Linked DNA regions of Homo sapiens: region 2 is linked to region 1. The links are chromatin loops, found by intact Hi-C in ENCODE. Cell type or tissue: heart right ventricle. All regions are shown on one strand. Links, peaks and the distances in the headings refer to the core of each region. The heading gives the core; the rest is flanking DNA.

Evidence for each region. A loop is a pair of places that touch in the nucleus more often than their neighbours do. Peaks named below come from ENCODE experiments on the same cell type or tissue, not always from the same donor. Only the 100,000 strongest peaks of a DNase experiment are listed, where the experiment ranks them.
Region 2: a loop joins it to region 1, with 2.1 times the contacts of the local background. A loop is called at or near these places in 3 of 110 quality-filtered maps.

What each region holds. Positions count from the first base shown.
Region 1 is chr12:50,961,639-50,969,867 of GRCh38, reverse strand. All of the region lies in intron 4 of HIGD1C (HIG1 hypoxia inducible domain family member 1C), which reads right to left. It also overlaps a transcript of SLC11A2 not described here. Among named protein-coding and RNA genes, the nearest start is that of HIGD1C, 13 kb to the right of the region's middle. In heart right ventricle, for the core only: no CTCF peak of the experiment used is centred there; no DNase peak of the experiment used is centred there.
Region 2 is chr12:50,841,149-50,849,377 of GRCh38, reverse strand. It overlaps TMPRSS12 (transmembrane serine protease 12), which reads right to left and starts at 6,452. Exons shown (of 5, transcript NM_182559.3): 1 at 6,227-6,452; 2 at 5,341-5,536. The coding sequence starts at 6,413. It also overlaps the pseudogene RN7SL519P. In heart right ventricle, for the core only: no CTCF peak of the experiment used is centred there; no DNase peak of the experiment used is centred there; H3K4me3 peaks cover 543 bases; H3K27me3 peaks cover 273 bases.

The DNA of each region.
Region 1 (8,229 bases), core at 1,818-6,817:
TAGGGAGTCACAGATTTAAACTACAACTCACATACCACCACCACCAGCCCATACCTGTCTCAGTTATCAAGGCATCAGATCTTGAAATTAGATCCCTCTTCTGAGTGTGAAACCCATATATTCATTATTGTAAGTATGACGTTTTGTTTTTGTTTTTTTTTTTTTGAGATGGAGTCTTGCTCTTGTCACCCAGGCTGGAGTGGTACAATGGCGTGATCTCAGCTCACTGCAACCTCCGCTTCCCAGGTTCAAGCGATTCTCCTGCCTCAGCCTCCCAAGTAGCTGGGATTACAGGCACCACCACCATGCCCAGCTAATTTTTGTATTTTTAGTACAGACAGCGTTTCGCCATGTTGGCCAGGCCGGTCTTGAACTCCTGACCTCAGGTGGTCTGCCTGCCTTGGCCTCCTAAAGTGCTGGGATTACAGGCATGAGCCACTGTGCCTGGCCTTACGTATGAGATTTCTACATGGCACAGGTAGGTGGTCTCCAAACTTTCCAGATTTATCTAAGTAAATATGTTGAGCATGCCTCTCAAAATCTGGATTTATTTATTTACTTATTTTATTTTTTTGAGATGGGGTCTCTCTGTCTTGCCCAGGCTGGAGTGCAGTGGGGTGATCTTGGCTCACTGCAGCCTCCGCCTCCCAGATTCAAGCAATTCTCCTGTCTCAGCCCCCCTAGTAGCTGGGACTATAGGTGTGCGCCACCACACCCAGCTAATTTTGTATTTTTAGTAGAGATGGGGTTTCACCATGTAGGCCAGGCTGGTCTCGAACTCCTGACCTCAGGTGATCCACCCGCCTCTGCCTCCCAAAGTGCTAGGATTATAGGCGTGAGCCACCGTGCCCAGCTAAACTGTGCATTTATTTATAAACAATATAAATGCGGTGCGTGGTGGGGGCTCATGCCTGTAATCCCACCACGTTGGAAGGCCAAGGGAGGAGGATCACTTGAGGCCAGGAGTTAGAGACCAGCCTAGTCAAAATAGCGAGACCCATTTCTACAAAAAAATAAAAAAATTAGGGTCAGGCGTGGTGGCTCATGCCTGTAATCCCAGCACTTTGGGAGGCCAAGGCGGGTGGATCACTTGAGGTCAGGAGTTTGAGACCAGCCTGACCAACATGGCGAAACCCCATCTCTACTAAAAATACAAAAATTAGCCAGGTGTGGTGACGGGTGCCTGTAATCCCAGCTACTCAGGAGGCAAAGTGAGGAGAATCACTTGAACCTGGGAGGTGGAGGTTGCAGTGAGCTGAGATTGCACTCCAGCCTGGGCAACAGAGTGAGACTCCATCTCAAAACAAACAAAAATTAGCTGGGCATGGTGGCACACGCCTGTAGTCCCAGCTGCTAGGGAAGCTGAGGTGGGAGGATCACTTGAGCCTAGGAGTTTGAGGTTGCTGTGAACCGTGATCACGCCACTGCACGCCAGCCGGATGACAGAGCAAGACCCTGTCTCCCCCCACACACACACAAAAAAAGAATCAGTGTAACTGGAGTGGAGATTACGGTAAGTTGGGAGGCAGTAAGTCTGACAAGTTCTCATCTGTCTTCTTGGGTTCTAGTTCATCCTTGCAGATTCCAGTTTATCTTTCCTTCCCAACTGCTGCCTTACTGACTTCAGTCCCCAGTATTAGAAACATAAGCAACAGCTTCGCATAAACTGTTTAGCCAACTCCAAAAATGTTTTAAGGTCATATCTCTGTAATAAATCCCTTCTCCTCCTCCTCCTCATTCTCCTCCTCCTCCTCCTCCTCCTCCTTCTTCTTCTTATTATTTGAGACAATGCCTCGCTCTGTGGCCAAGGCTGGAGTGCAGTGGCGTGAGCAAGGCTCATGCAGCCTCGACCTCCTGGGCTCAAGCCATCCTCTCATCTCAGCCTCCCGAGTAGCTGGGACCACAGGTGCATGCAGCTTGCCTGGCTAACTTTTTAATTTTTTGTAGAGATAGGGTATTCGCCATGTTGCCCAGAATGGTCTCAAACTCCTGGGCTCAAGTGATTCTCCTGCCTTGGACTCCCAATACACCCAGCCTAAATCACTTTTTATATATCACTACTGGTAGTTTTGCTTGTCTGAATCTTGACTGATACAGTTTGGAATTAGAAGTACTTCCAGAGGAACAGAACCAGCATGATAGGTTCTCTGAAATGGTTCTGGGTTATCCGGAATTGGTTCTCTGATCCGTTTAGATTTAAAGGCATTAATGGCCATGTTTTCAGTTATAAGGAGGATGCTAACAGTCCATGGCATTTAGTAGCAAAATAGTTTCTTAAATTATCACCCATTAGGCCAGGCATGGTGGCTTATACCTGTCATCCCAGCACTTTGGGAAGCTGAGGTGGGAGTTCGCTTGAGGTCAGGAGTTCGAGACCAGCTTGGGCAATGAAGTGAGACCCTCATTTCTACAAAAAATAAAGGCCAGGTCTGGTAGCTCATGCCCGTAATCCCAGCACTTTGAGAGGCTGAGGCAAGTGGACCATTTGAGCCCAGGAATTTGAGACTTGCCTGGGCAACATAGGGAGATCCCACCTCTACGAAAAAATTTTAAAATTAGCCAGACATGATGATGCATACCTGTAGTCCCAGCTCTGTGGGAATGAGGCAGGCAGGAGGATCTCTTAAGCCCAGAAGAGGCAGGAGGATATCTTGAGCCCAGGAGTTTGAGGCTGCAGTGAGCCATGATTGCACCACTGCACTCCAGCCTGAGTGACAGAGCAAGACCCTATTTCTCTTTCTTTTTTTTTTTTTTGAGACTGAGTCTTGCTCCATCACCCAAGCTGAAGTGCAGTGGTGTGATCTTGGCCTACTGCAACCTCTGCCTCCTGGGTTCAAGTGATTCTACCTCAGCCTCCCGAGTAGCAGGGATTACAGGCACATGCCACCATGCCTGGCTAATTTTTGGATTTTTAGCAGAGATGGGGGTTTCACCATGTTGGCCAGGCTGTTCTCGAACTCCTGACCTCAAATGATCTACCCACCTTGGCCTCCCGAATCCTGTGAGTGGCTCATCACAATACAAATTCAATCCCCAACCTCACAAAGTCACTTATGTTAAACCATTGCTTTAGAAGGAGTGGGACACTGAAAATTGGGAAGATGTGGCAGACATAAATGAAATGGGTCTTTGAACACTTAAATTTTAGTGAGACTCCTTTGCCAATAGAAGCAGTCCTTCCATCCTGTCTGAGAATGACTGAAACTTGGACCAAAAGGTAATCTCCACTAAATGAAATTGAAATGCCAGAACTTCCTTGGTAGAGTAATGGTTCTCAACCAGGGGCAGTTTTGTTCCCCAGGGAAATATGGTAATGTCTGGAGATGTTTTTGGTTGTCACAACTGAGGGTGTGGAGGTGGGAAGGAGTTCTACTGGCATCTCTTGGGTGGAGACCAGGGATGCTGTTAGGCATCTTGCAATGCATGGGACAATCCTCCACAACAAAGAAGAATCCAGCCCAAAATGTCAGTAGTGCTGAGGTTCAGAAACTGCCACAGAGGTAGGTATCCAAAGGATTAGGGAGATTGGTATGTTAGAGTAAATTTATCCTGCTTACCCACTCCCTAAACTAAGGTTGTGAGAAAGACATTTGTCAGGGTAGCCCTGACAAGAGTCCTGTGGTGACTGTTCTCTGTATGCCAGAAATGACAGTGCAAACTGCTGGGCTCCCTAAATTCAATGGGGATGATGGGATCCTGAGGCTGTGGGGGTCAAGTGGTAGCATTTGATTGACAAAGACAAGGAAAGCATGATTGTTGTGATGGGCAGCAAAGCCTAAGTGGTCATCAGAATAGTCTAAGTAAGCCACAGAGATCTTTGGCATTGGCTAACTGATTATGGTATCCCTAGAACTGAAACTTATGGGCAGAAGCAGAAAAGCTCTAGGTTTGGTGAACAAAAGTCTAACTTGAATCACCACAATAAAGAGCCAGGGCTCCTTGACCAATTCCTAGAATTGAGTCATTTTCACAGGCCCAGAAATCCCTTGAATGAAGAGGGAGCCAGATCCCCTTAAGGAAAGACCATGTTCGACAGACAAAAATAGATGTAAGTCTTCCTTCTAGCCTTTCCCAAAGGGGACCTGTGCTCATTTACCAGGGTACCTGTTCACCAAGGAAGGGAAAAGAATCACATTTATGGGGGATTTTTGAATCCTGGTTCTAAATTGACACTAATCCATACTTTGGTAGAATGAGTGTGGCCTACCAGTCAAAGTAGGGGTTTGTGGAGGTCAGGTGGTTAATGGAGTTTTGCTGTGGGTCTGTTTCATAGTCAAGCCTGGTGGGTCACTGAACCCACTCTCTGTTATTCCTCAGTTCTGGAATGTGTAATTGGAATAGACATACTCATCAACTGTCAGAATTCTTACACTGGTCCCCTGACCTGCAAAGTAAGGGCTATTATAGTAGGAAATACCAAGTGGAAGGAAAAATAGTAAACCAGTGGCTGGGCACGGTGGCTGACAACTGTAATCCCAGCACTTTGGGAGGCTGAGGTGGGAGGATTGCTTGAGCCCACCAGGTGAAGATCAGCCTGGGCAATGTAGCAAGACTTCACCTCTACAAAAAAAAAAAAAAAATTAAAAATTAGCCAGGCATGGTGGTGCACACGTGTAGTCCCAGCTACTCAAGAGGCTGAGGTGGGTGGATTGCTTGAACCCAGGAGTTTGGGGCTGTAGCGAGCCATGATCATACCACTACACTCCAACTTGGGTGACAGAGCAAGACCCTGTCTCAAAAAACAAAAACAAAAAAACCCACAAACATAAAACAAAAGCATTACCCTACTCCTAGAGGGATTGTAGAGATTAGTGCCATCATCAAGGACTTCAAAGATGCCAGAGTGGCTAGATGCAATGGGTCGTGCCTGTAATCCCAACACTTTGGGAGGCCAAGGCAGGAGGATTGCTTGAGGTCAGGAGTTTGAGCTTGGGCAACATAGTGAGACTCTGCCTCTACAAAAAGTCTTTGAAAAAAGATACCAGAGTGGTGATTCCTAAAACATCCCCATTTAGTTTGCCTATTTGGCAGAAGACAGATGGATCTTGGAGAATGATACTATTCCTATAAACTTAATCAGGTGGTCACTCTGCTATCCAGATGTGGTTTTGCTGCTGGAGCAAATCAACATAACATTTGCTTTTTGGTATGCAGCTGTTAATCTGGTTGAATGCTTTTTTCTGTATATCTTTTACTAAAGATAATCAGAAGCATTTGCTTTCACCTGGCAGGGCCCACAGTATGCTTTCACTGCCTAATATCAGGGCTGTGTGAACTCTCCAGCCGTATGTCATAATCTAGTCTGCAGGGACCTTGATCATCTCTTCATTACACAGGACATCCCTTTAGTTCATTATATTAATTTGTTCTGAACATCAAGGGGAAATTGGAATGCATTATATCTTTTAGGGCACTTCTTGGTACTCCCATGTCCTGTGATTAAAGACAATGGAAAACTAAATCCAACACAGGCAGGATGCCTAATAATCCAGGTTAGGCATGAAGGAATGAAGGTTTGGGTCACCCCACCAGTCAAATAACCATGAGTAGCCAAGGTACTTGCTGAAAGCAAAGGGGATATGAAATGTGTAGTGGATGAATATAGATATAATACTAGCAATAACCATCTGACCAGCTGCAGAAACAGACTGTGATATTTAGGAGTGTTTCTTCCTTATTTTGATATGAATGCATTTATGTATAGATTAGCCCAATTTTTTTCTATTCCCCACGTCCATTTACCTATCATCTAACATAAGAAGTGTTAATAGGATTCAACCTTATATCTCAGGATTTAAGTCATAGGATATCAAAGGGGAATGTGATTCAGCTCAAAGAGGAATCATCATCATCCAAAGACGTATGAAGGGATTCTGTATCCTCTTTTGGGAGATAACTAGCATGCTTTTGGATATACAAGGGGTGGCTGATTTTGACACTGTCTTTATTTGGAAGTTAAGAGTAATTAATAGAGGTATATATGGATGTCAAGTTGACAAGGGCTGGACAGTGGTAGGCTTATATTATGTCAGTTGAAGTAGCCTGTAACTGCATTTTCCAGAATTCCTTTCCTTTTATTACCAGGGTTAGTGCAAAAGAGACATCCTGTATGAGATTTAGAAGGTGGAAATGATGCAGCAGTCGAATTCTTCTTATGTCTGGAAGACACTGTTGCGGTACAGTTTTGCTTCTCTGCTGGCTCACTTTATTGGCAGGGTTCAGCAATCATGAGCACAGCCACCATGGCTCCTGCTGAATTTTCTCCTTCACCTTCTCTGACCCCTTTGCCAGCTCCATGTTTAGCCCCAGGATGAAAGGCATTGGCATTTTCTATATTTCACCTCCGTCAGTGAATGTGGAGGCTTGGAGATGGCTGAAAACCCACAAGGGTTCCAGTCTGTCCTGTGTATTGTTCTAGCTCATCTTTGCAGGTTCTGGATTTTCCTTGCTTCTACTTTCCTTTCTTTTCTTTTCTTTTTTTTTTTTTTTTTTTTTTTTGAGATGGAGTCTTGCCCTTTCACCCAGGCTGGAGTGCAGTGGCGTGGTTTTGGTTCACTGCAGCCTCCGCTTCCCAGGTTCGAGCAATTCTCCTACTTCAGCCTCCTGAGTAGCTGGGATTACAGGCATGCACCACTACTCCCAGCCAATTTTTGTATTTTAAGTAGAGATGGGGTTTCACCATGTTGACCAGGCTTGTCTCAAACTCCTGACCTCAAGTGATACCCCTGCCTCGGCCTCCCAAAGTGCTGGGATTACAGGTGCAAACCACCATGCCTGGCCTACTTTCCTTTCTTTTCTAATTCCTTTCCCGGCTCACTTCAGGCCCCAGCTCCAGATTTCATAAGCAAGAGCCTCATAATTATATAAGTTCAAATACCTGTAATAAATCCCTCATTAAACATTACTACTAGTAGTGTTGCTTTTCTCCTCAAACACTGATTCGCCTACCAAGCTATGTAGAGTTCCACTTACATGCCATGCTTCTGTGCCTTTGTTTTTTCCTCTGCCTAGAATCCTGAGGTCCTTCTCTGCTTAGTTAATTCCTCCTTATTCTTGGTTCAGTACATGGTTTACATCCTTAAAGAAGCCTCCTCTGGCCTCCCAGCCCTAGTTAAATACCACTCCCTTGTGTTTGTGCTTCCATAGCAAAAAAATTTTTTTTTCTTTTTTTGAGATGGAGTCTTGCTCTGATGCCCAGGCTAAAGTGCAGTGGCATGATTTCGACTCACTGCAACCTCTGCCTCCCAGGTTCAAGCGATTCTCTTGCCTCAGCCTCCCAAGTAGCTGTGACTACAGGCGCATGCCACACCTGGCTAATTTTTGTATTTTTAGTAGAGATAGGGTTTCACCATGTTGGCCAGGCTGGTCTTGAACTCCTGACCCTAAGTGATCCTCCTGCCTTGGCCTCCCAAAGTGCTGGGATTACAGGCATGAGCCACCGTGCCTGGCTTTTTTTTAGATGGAGTTTCACTCTTATTGCCCAGGCTGGAGTGCAAAGGCATGATCTCGGCTCACTGCAACCTCCACCTCCCAGATTCAAGCGATTCTCCTGCCTCAGCCTCCCCCAAGTAGCTGGGATTACAGGCATGTGCCACCACACCCAGCTATTTTGTGTGTGTGTGTGTGTGTGTGTGTAATTTTTTTAGTAGAGATGGGGTTTTGCCATGTTGGCCAGGCTGGTATCGAACTCCTTACCTCAGTTGATCTGCCCGCCTCGGCATCCCAAAGTGGTGGGATCACAGGTGCAAGCCACTGCGCCCAGCCAGCCTGTGCTATTTCTGTCACGGCATCTATAACTTTATATTGTCTTCTTTCTTTCTTGGTCTGTCTTCCTAAGGAGACTAAACTGTTTAAGGGTAGGGACTGAGTCATATTTCTAAACAGTGTCTGGTACATAGCAGGCATTCAATCAATGTTTGCTGAATGATGAAAATGAGGACTGTAACTTTGTAGTAAGGCTTCCTGTATTTGGAGCACATTACAGCTCACAGTAATAAGATTATTACCACGTAACTTTCCTTGCAAGCCCCATGCCCATCATTCTGTAATTTCCATCCTACGCAGGATGACTCCACTCTGCACGTCATGAAGGGGACTTAAGAGTATTGTGACCTGTTCTCATTAATGTAGGCCAAACAAATTTAGATTAATTTAGGTCCTAAAATGGACTTCTTGTTAGAACTACCTGATTTAGCTCTGGGTATAACCTGAATTAATGAAGACAATTTT
Region 2 (8,229 bases), core at 1,460-6,459, 120 kb after region 1:
AGAAAATAAGTGCATAAGTGAGAAAACTGAGAAAAGAAAAATAGATCCAACAGGTCATTTCTACTAATGTGAGTTAGGACTGGCTGTACGAAAAAGCCTCTAGGTTTTAGTAGATATCAGTGGGCTGCTGGACTACAACATATTCTTTCTCAGTTCCAGTTACATAGAGATAATTAAAACAGTATCCTCTTTCCCTTTTCTAAAAATATCCATTGGTGGCTGTATGCAGTGTCTCATGCCTGTAATCCCAGCCCTTTGGAAGGCCGAGGTAGGAAAATAGCTTGAGCTTAGGAGTTAGAGACCAGCCTGGGCAATATAGCAAAACCCCATCTCTACAAAAAACACAAAAATTAGACATGGTAGCACATGCCTGTAGTCCCAGCTACTGGGGAGGCTGAAGTGGGAGGACCAATTTATCCTGGGAGATTGATGCTGCAGTGAGCCAAGACTGTGCTACTGCACTCCAGCCTAGGTGATAGAGCAAGACCCTGTCTCAAACAAACAAAAAGAAATATCCATTGGTGCTTATATACTCATATCCATATCCTATGCAAGGATGAGTGCCCTGCCCACTCTGTTGTCAAGGTGCTCTCATTTAATACATGACCCCAGATCCCCTGACCACAGCTCTCTGGGAAAGGGGTGGGCCTCTAATAAAGGTTTATTCATAAATTGAGCAATGGTGGTATCACCTGATTGAAAAGCTGGGTTGGGATAATCAGATAATTCACCATGAAAATTGATGAGAAGGCCAGTTGGCAATAGGAGCTGAAACTGAAAGATTATGAGGTAGAATGATAACACATCATATGTAAGTTCATGTTATAAGGAAGCCATTCAGTGAAAGGGAGAAAAAGGGCAGACAAAAAACAAAACAACAACGACAAAAACAATCCCTTCAGAGACACCTAGCTATAGACAGCTCCGCCCCAAATATCATTCCTCATGTGATGAATCTGGCTGCATATCAGAATCCAGTGCTTTGAAAAGGAGTAAAGACCATGACTGGTTCTTAGAGACTAAACCGATTTCTGGGTGGGAAGTGGGGAAGGCAAATCCAACACAGTGGCCAGCAGGAAGTCGATGAGGGAGCTTGAAGATATCTACCAATGTGAAATTAAATACTTTATAATAACAAGCATCCAACTTGATAAATCTCATTTATTGACTTGGCAAGGCTTTTTTTTTTTTTCCTGACAACCTTTTATTTGATAAAGGGGCCTTCAAAATAGAAATCAACTTTCCAACAGAGTTTCCAAACCTGCAAAAAATACTTAAAACATAAAGTTATCACCATAAACTTGATGAAAAAGGACAAGCCTGTCTTCCAGTAACTAGTGTAAAAAACTAGACACTAATAACTAAACTTGGCCAAGTAGTCCCGTACCTCATATTACTGGTGAAAGAACTCAGACCTAAGCATCTCCCTCACGCTGATCTAGTTGAAGAATATATATGTGTATATATATATATATATTTTTTCTCTTTTTTTGAGATGAAGTCTCGCTCTTTCGCCCAGGCTGGAGTTCAGTGGCATGATCTAGCTCACTGCAACCTCCGCCTCCCAGGTTCAAGTGATTGTCCTGCCGAGTAGCTGGGATCACAGGCACCCACCACCACGCCTGGCTAATATTTTGTATTTCTAGTAGAGACAGGGTTTCACCATGTTGGCCAGGCTGGTCTCAAACTTCTGACCTCAGGTGATCCTCCTGCCTCAGCCTCCCAAAGTGCTGGGATTACAGGTGTGAGCCACCACACCCAGCAGGTTCTGTCATCTTATAATACTGTCCTCCAATCCATGAACACAGGATGTATTTTCATTTATTCATTTATGTCTTCTTGTAGCACTCCAGCCTAGGCAACAAGAGCGAAACTCCCTCTCATAAAAAATAAAAATAAATAAAAATAAAAAAAACAAAAGGATGACAGAACCACCCAAAGCAATCTTTTCCCCAATATGGGAAAAAGTGGACTTCCCCATATTGCTCTGTAGACTGTAAACTTTTTAAAGAGTTTTTAGGGGCCGGGCACAGTGGCTCACGCCTGTAATCCCAGCACTTTGGGAGGCCGAGACGGGCGGATCACGAGGTCAGGAGATGGAGACCATCCTGGCTAACACGGTGAAACCCCGTCTCTACTAAAAATACAAAAATTAGCCAGGCATGGTGGGGGGCGCCTGTAGTCCCAGCTACGCGGGAGGCTGAGGCAGGAGAATGGCCTGAACCCGGGAGGCGGAGCTTGCAGTGAGCCGAGATCGCGCCACTGCACTCCAGCCTGGGCAACAGAGCGAGACTCCGTCTCAAAAAAAAAAAAAAAAAAAGTTTTTAGACTGAATGCAATCCCTATCAAAATCCCAATGACATTTTTTTTTTTGCAGAAACAGAAAAACCCATCCTAAAATTCATATGGAATATTAAGAGACTCCAAATAGCTAAAATAATCTTGAAAAATAAGAACAAAGTTGGAGGGCTCACATTTCCTGATTTCAAAACTTACTGCAGGCCGGATGCAGTTGCTCACACCTGCAGTTACCACTTTGGGAGGCCAAACTGGGAAGATCACTTGAGCCCAGGAGTTTCAGACCAGCCTGGGCAACATAGTGAAACTCTGTCTCTACAAAAAAATACAAAAATTAGTCAGACATGGTGGTGCACACCTGTAGTCCCAGCTATTCAGGAGGCTGAGGTGGGAGGATCACCTGAGCCTGGGAGGTGGAGGTTGCAGTGAGCTGAGATCATGCCACTGCATGCCAACCTGGGTGACAAAGCAAGGCTCTGTCTAAAAAACAAAACAAAAAACAAAAACACCACCAAGAAAAAATACTTACTATAGATCCATACTAATCCAAAGAGTGTGTGATACTAGCATAAGGACAGATATATACATCAGTGGAGAAGAATTGAGAGCCCAGAAATACACCCTCTCTATATGATCAATTGATTTTCAATGAAGATGCCAATACCATCTAATGGGGAAAGGACAAACTTTTCAATAGATGGTGCTGGGGAAACTTGATAGCTGCACGTAAAACAATGAAATTGTACCCTTACCTGATACCTTATGCAAAAATGGACTCAAAATGAATCAAAGACCTAAATCTAAGAGCTAAAGCTATAAAACTCTTAGAAGAAAACATAGGGGAAAAGCTTCGTGATACTGGATTTGATATAATGATTTCTTACATATTACACCAGAAACACAGGCAACAAAAGAAAAAAAATAGATAAATTTGACTTCATCAAAATTAAAAGCTTTTGTGTATCAAAGGACAATATCGAGAGTGAAAAGATGACCCACAGAATGGGAGAAAATATTTGCAAATAATGTGTCTGACAACAGATTAATATCCAGAATACATAAAGAACTCCTACAACTCAACAACAAAAAAGCAAAGAGCCCAGTTCAAAAATGGACAAAGGACTTGAATAGACATTCCTCCAAAGAAGATATACAAATGGCCAATAAGCACATAGAAAGATGCCTAACATCACTAGTAATTTGGGAAATGGAAATAAAAGCCACAATGAGCTACCATTTCATATTAATTAGGATAGTTATTATCAAAGTAGTAGTGTAAATATAAGTATGATAAGTCATAAGCTAGGAATATAGAGACTGATATTCTGGATGTACTTTTAATCAGTAGGGAGGGTGGAGGGACAGAAGAAGCAAATGTAAGATACTGCACAGAGAGCCTTCACAGGCCTTGGAGACTACTTGGATAGCTGAAGTGGGAGAAATTAGATAACTCTCTGGGTAATGGAGCTGTTGATGATGCTATCAACTGAGAAAATAGAGAAGAAATAGTATCAGAGGAAAGTAAATTCCATTTTGGACTTATTTAAAATGTGACTCCAATAAAGCTGGAAATATGACTCATCAGGAGAGACCTAGGAGTTGACAGCACATGGTGATTGCTGAAACAGAGGTAGATTAGACATCTCTAGGAAAGAGTACAGAATGACAGAGGGCAGAGGGCAAACTCTAGAAAACACTGCAATGTAAAGGATGACAAAGACTCATCAAAGAAGCAGGAGAAAAAAGTAGAGAATGGTGTCTTAGAAATCAAGAAAAGAGATAATTTCAAGAAGAGAATGTGGTCAACATTGCCAAAGGCTGTAGAGGTCAAAAAGGATGGGAACTGAGATGAAGTCATTGGATTTGGCATGGAAGTGGATCTTTAACAGCATTTGGCCACAAAAATCAGACTGCAGTTGGATTTTATGGGTCAATGGAGATGAAGCAAAGAGAGTCTCTTTTTCAAAGAGTCTAATAGTGAAGGCCAAATCTGGCATGTCTCTTGTTTTCATACAGTCCATAAAGCATGTTTTTTACATTAACAATTTTTTTAAATATAGAGACAGGGTCTCGCTATATTTCCCAGGCTGGTCTCAAACTCCTGGCCTCAAGTGATCCTCCCGTCTTGGCTTCCCAAAGCATTGGGATAACAAATATGAGCCAACATGCCCTACTCTACATTTTTAAATGGCTGAATCAACCACAATATTTCATGACACGTTAAACATATGAAATTCAGATTTCAGTGTTCATAAAGTTTTATTGGATTATAGCCACACTCATTCAATTACTTATTTTCAGTGCTGGTTTTCATGCAATTGTGAGAGAGACCATATGACCTTCAAAGTGTAAAATATTTACTACCTTTATAGGAAGTTTACCAGCCTCTAATTTAAAAGATCCATGATCGAGCATGGTGGCTTACACCTGTAATCCCAGAACTTTGGGAGGCTGAGGCGGGCAGATCACGTGAGGTTAAGAGTTCAAGACCAGCCTGGCCAACATGGTGAAACCCCCTTTTCTACTAAAAATACAAAAATTAGCTGGACATGATGGCAGGCATCTGTAATTCCAGCTACTCCGGGGGCTGAGGCAGAAGAATCGCATGAACCCAGGAGGCGGAGGTTGCAGTGAGCCAAGATTGCACCACTGCACTCCAGCCTGGGTAACAGAGTGACACTCCATTTCAAAAAAAAAAAAGTAAAAAATAAAGGATTCCTGGGTAGGGGGCTAGGGGAGGGATAGCATTAAGAGAAATACCTAATGTAGTTAGATGATGGGTTGATGGGTGCAGCAAACCACCATGGACATGTATACCTATGTAACAAACCTGCACGTTCTGCACATGTACCCCAGAACTTAAAGTATAATAATAATAATAATAAATAAAGGATTCCTTTCAACAAATACACTGTACTATATATAAGGCATTATGGCTATTTGCAAACATAGCTTAGCTGAAAATGGCTGAAGTTAAATGGTCCTCTATCACTTCAAAATATCCCCTAAGAGCATAAAAATAGTTGTGTTCTGAATACGTACCTAGCGTCTTTAGTGCAGTGGGCAGCTGTGAGGACCCACCTCTCTCTCACTAGGGTTCCCCCACATACATGAACAAGAACACGGCCATATTTAATCTGCAGGCTCACCACCCACGGCCATGCGCCAGCTTGTGCTTCGGTGCCCCCTATAATCCGAGACCCTTGCAACACATCCTTAAGCGGTGCTGTTCCACAATCTAAAAATAAAAATGATATATTATTTGGACTGAGCATCTATAGTATGTGTTACTTCCTAAGCTGAACATATTAATGCAATCCTTTAAATTCCTATGTTAAAAACACAAAGCAAGCTAACATACCGGAGACACGCCCATATTTTGAAAGAAACTTGGAGAGTTAAGACAAATATGCCATAATCGATTACTTACAAATAGACATGAAGTCAACACAATTCATTAATTTTAAAACTCTATTCCCCAAAAATATAAAAATAAAAATTTTTGGCCACGTATCACATTCTTCCCTGTGTGAAATAGCAGTTAAAGAGCCTGGGAACGGTGAGTCGAGAGCCGCAAATTCTAATGCTCACCATTTCACTTGTTGGGCTAATTTTTCTCAACTATAGTATGAAATGGTCACCTAATAGCCCTCCCTTTCAACTCTTTATCCCCTGACTTATTAATCTATAAAATGGGGATGATAAAACCCAGAATGTTTTGAGGAGAAAATACAGATTCACAATACAAATGTGTCATTTCACTATTACAACTACTGTTATTACAGCCGGTCTAGAAACTGCTTAGGTATGTAAAATTTTGGTTAAAGGCCATTGGGACAACAGAAAAGGAGAAACCCGAATTCAAAGACTATAGCGGTGGGGAAAAGGTAAGAGAGGCTCCCCAGAGACAGGCACGAACAGGTACTGCCCTCTGCATGCGCCCCTCCCTCCCTCCGCCGCCGGAGCCTCTTGCGGACGGCCTCAGCCTGCTGGGAACTAGCCGCCGGTTCCGGCGAGGGGCCGAGCCTGTGCCTTCCAGAGGGCGAGTAGTGGTCTGAGTATAAGTGAGAGCTCCCCACAAACAACAGCGCCACGCTCAGGAGCCCCAGCCGCATTTTGGAGGCTGGTGAGCAAGATGGCGGCAGGTACTTCCCACCCGCCCTGGGCACGCGGGGCGCACGGCCTGGCGGGGAGGCGCGAGTGAGGCCCGGAGGTGTGGGAGGCGGCCGAGGAATAGGTAGGTCAGTTTAGAAAGAACCCCTCACCCTCAAGGTCTGATCGGCTTCCTCATCCACCACTATCCCCCAGGTGATGTCTGATCACCCTGGCCTGTCCAGCAAGAATCCTGTTAGGTCGGTTAGCCGGAATGCCATTACTCCTGATGCTACCTCTTAGTAATTTTCCATCCACTGACACGTCTCTCCTGCTCCGTGGCTGTAAATTCTCCCTTGGCTCTGCTCTGTTTGGATTTTAGCCCAGTCCCTCTACCCATTACAAAATCCCATTGCCATGGTCCCTATCCCTATCTGGATGGTCCTGAATAAAGTCTGCCTTGCTGTGCTTTAATGAGTATCACTGAATAATTTTTCTTTAACATAACCCAGAGTTTTTAAGAGTGATACCTAATGTTCAGTTTTAAATTGTTCTGTCATTCCTATCTTGACCTATACTGAACTTTGCCTTTGTTAACCCAACACCTTCAGTAATAAGAAGACCGTGTGGGCTGTGGGAAGTTGGTGAGGTGGTGGAGAGTTAACGTAGAGGTCAATAAAAGGACAGTTGCCTTGCTCATACCATCCTTCCGAGGCTGGTGCAGTTGGCAGCATTAGATAAAAGGAGTATATGAGTTTGGGGCTTACACATGGTAACATGTGGGGAAGGGAGCAGAGTCTCAGAGCTGTGCCGAAATTGGGGTGGAGGAGGTGATATTGGAGAAACAAATTGCAGCATGAGCTGATCTCTGAGGGCTGACAAGAAACAAAGTCCTTATTCCCCAGATATTTTAGTGGAAGGTGATATTAGGAGGAGAAAAACACAGTTGGGGTGTGTGTATTTCTGTGTGTGTGAGATGTGGTCAGATTGTGTATGCCTTTGTAAACAAGGCAAGATGACTTTTTTTTTCTTTTTTTAAACCCATAGCCAACGTGATAAGGATGACGGGTCTTGCTATGACAGATAGTAGAGGTTTAACATACTCATAAAGCAAGTATATGCAGCCAAGTCATCAAATAGCAGTGACACAGGCAGTGGGCTGGGCACGGTGGCACATGCCTGTAGTTCTATTATACAGCACTGCTTTAAACAATATATTTTTTAGTTTTACTACTCAGGAGGCTGAGGCAGGAGGATTGCTTGAGCCCAGGAGTTCTGGACTGTAGTATGCTATGTCAACTGGTCAACTAAGTTTGGCATCAATATGGTGACCTTCGGGTAGTGGGGAACCACCAGGTTGCCTAAGGAGGGGTAACTGGCCCAGACTGGAAATGGAGTTGATCAAAATTCCTGTGTTGATTGGTAGTGAGATCATGCCTGTGAATAGCCACAGTACTCCAGCCTGGGCAACAAAGCAAGACCCCATCTCTCCAAATAAAATGAAAAAGGCAGTGGATCAATAACTGCAGAGGTCTTCTTCCTGGATTTCCTCTGCCTTTTCTCCTCTCCTGCATTGTCATTTCCTGTCTTTGGTGGGATCACTCCTATCTGCAGACAAATATCCTCTGGTATGGTAGGTAGCCTACAAAATGCCCGCCAATGAACCCTGTCTCCTGGTATTCACAGCCTTAGTCAGTTCCCTCTCCTTTAGTGTTGGCTGGATTTCGTGACTCACTTCTAGTAAATAGAAAGTAGAGGTGATGGGCTACCACTTTCAAGATTAGGTTATAAAAAGATTGTGACTTCTGTCCTGAGCACTCTCTGCAGTCCTGTTGCTCT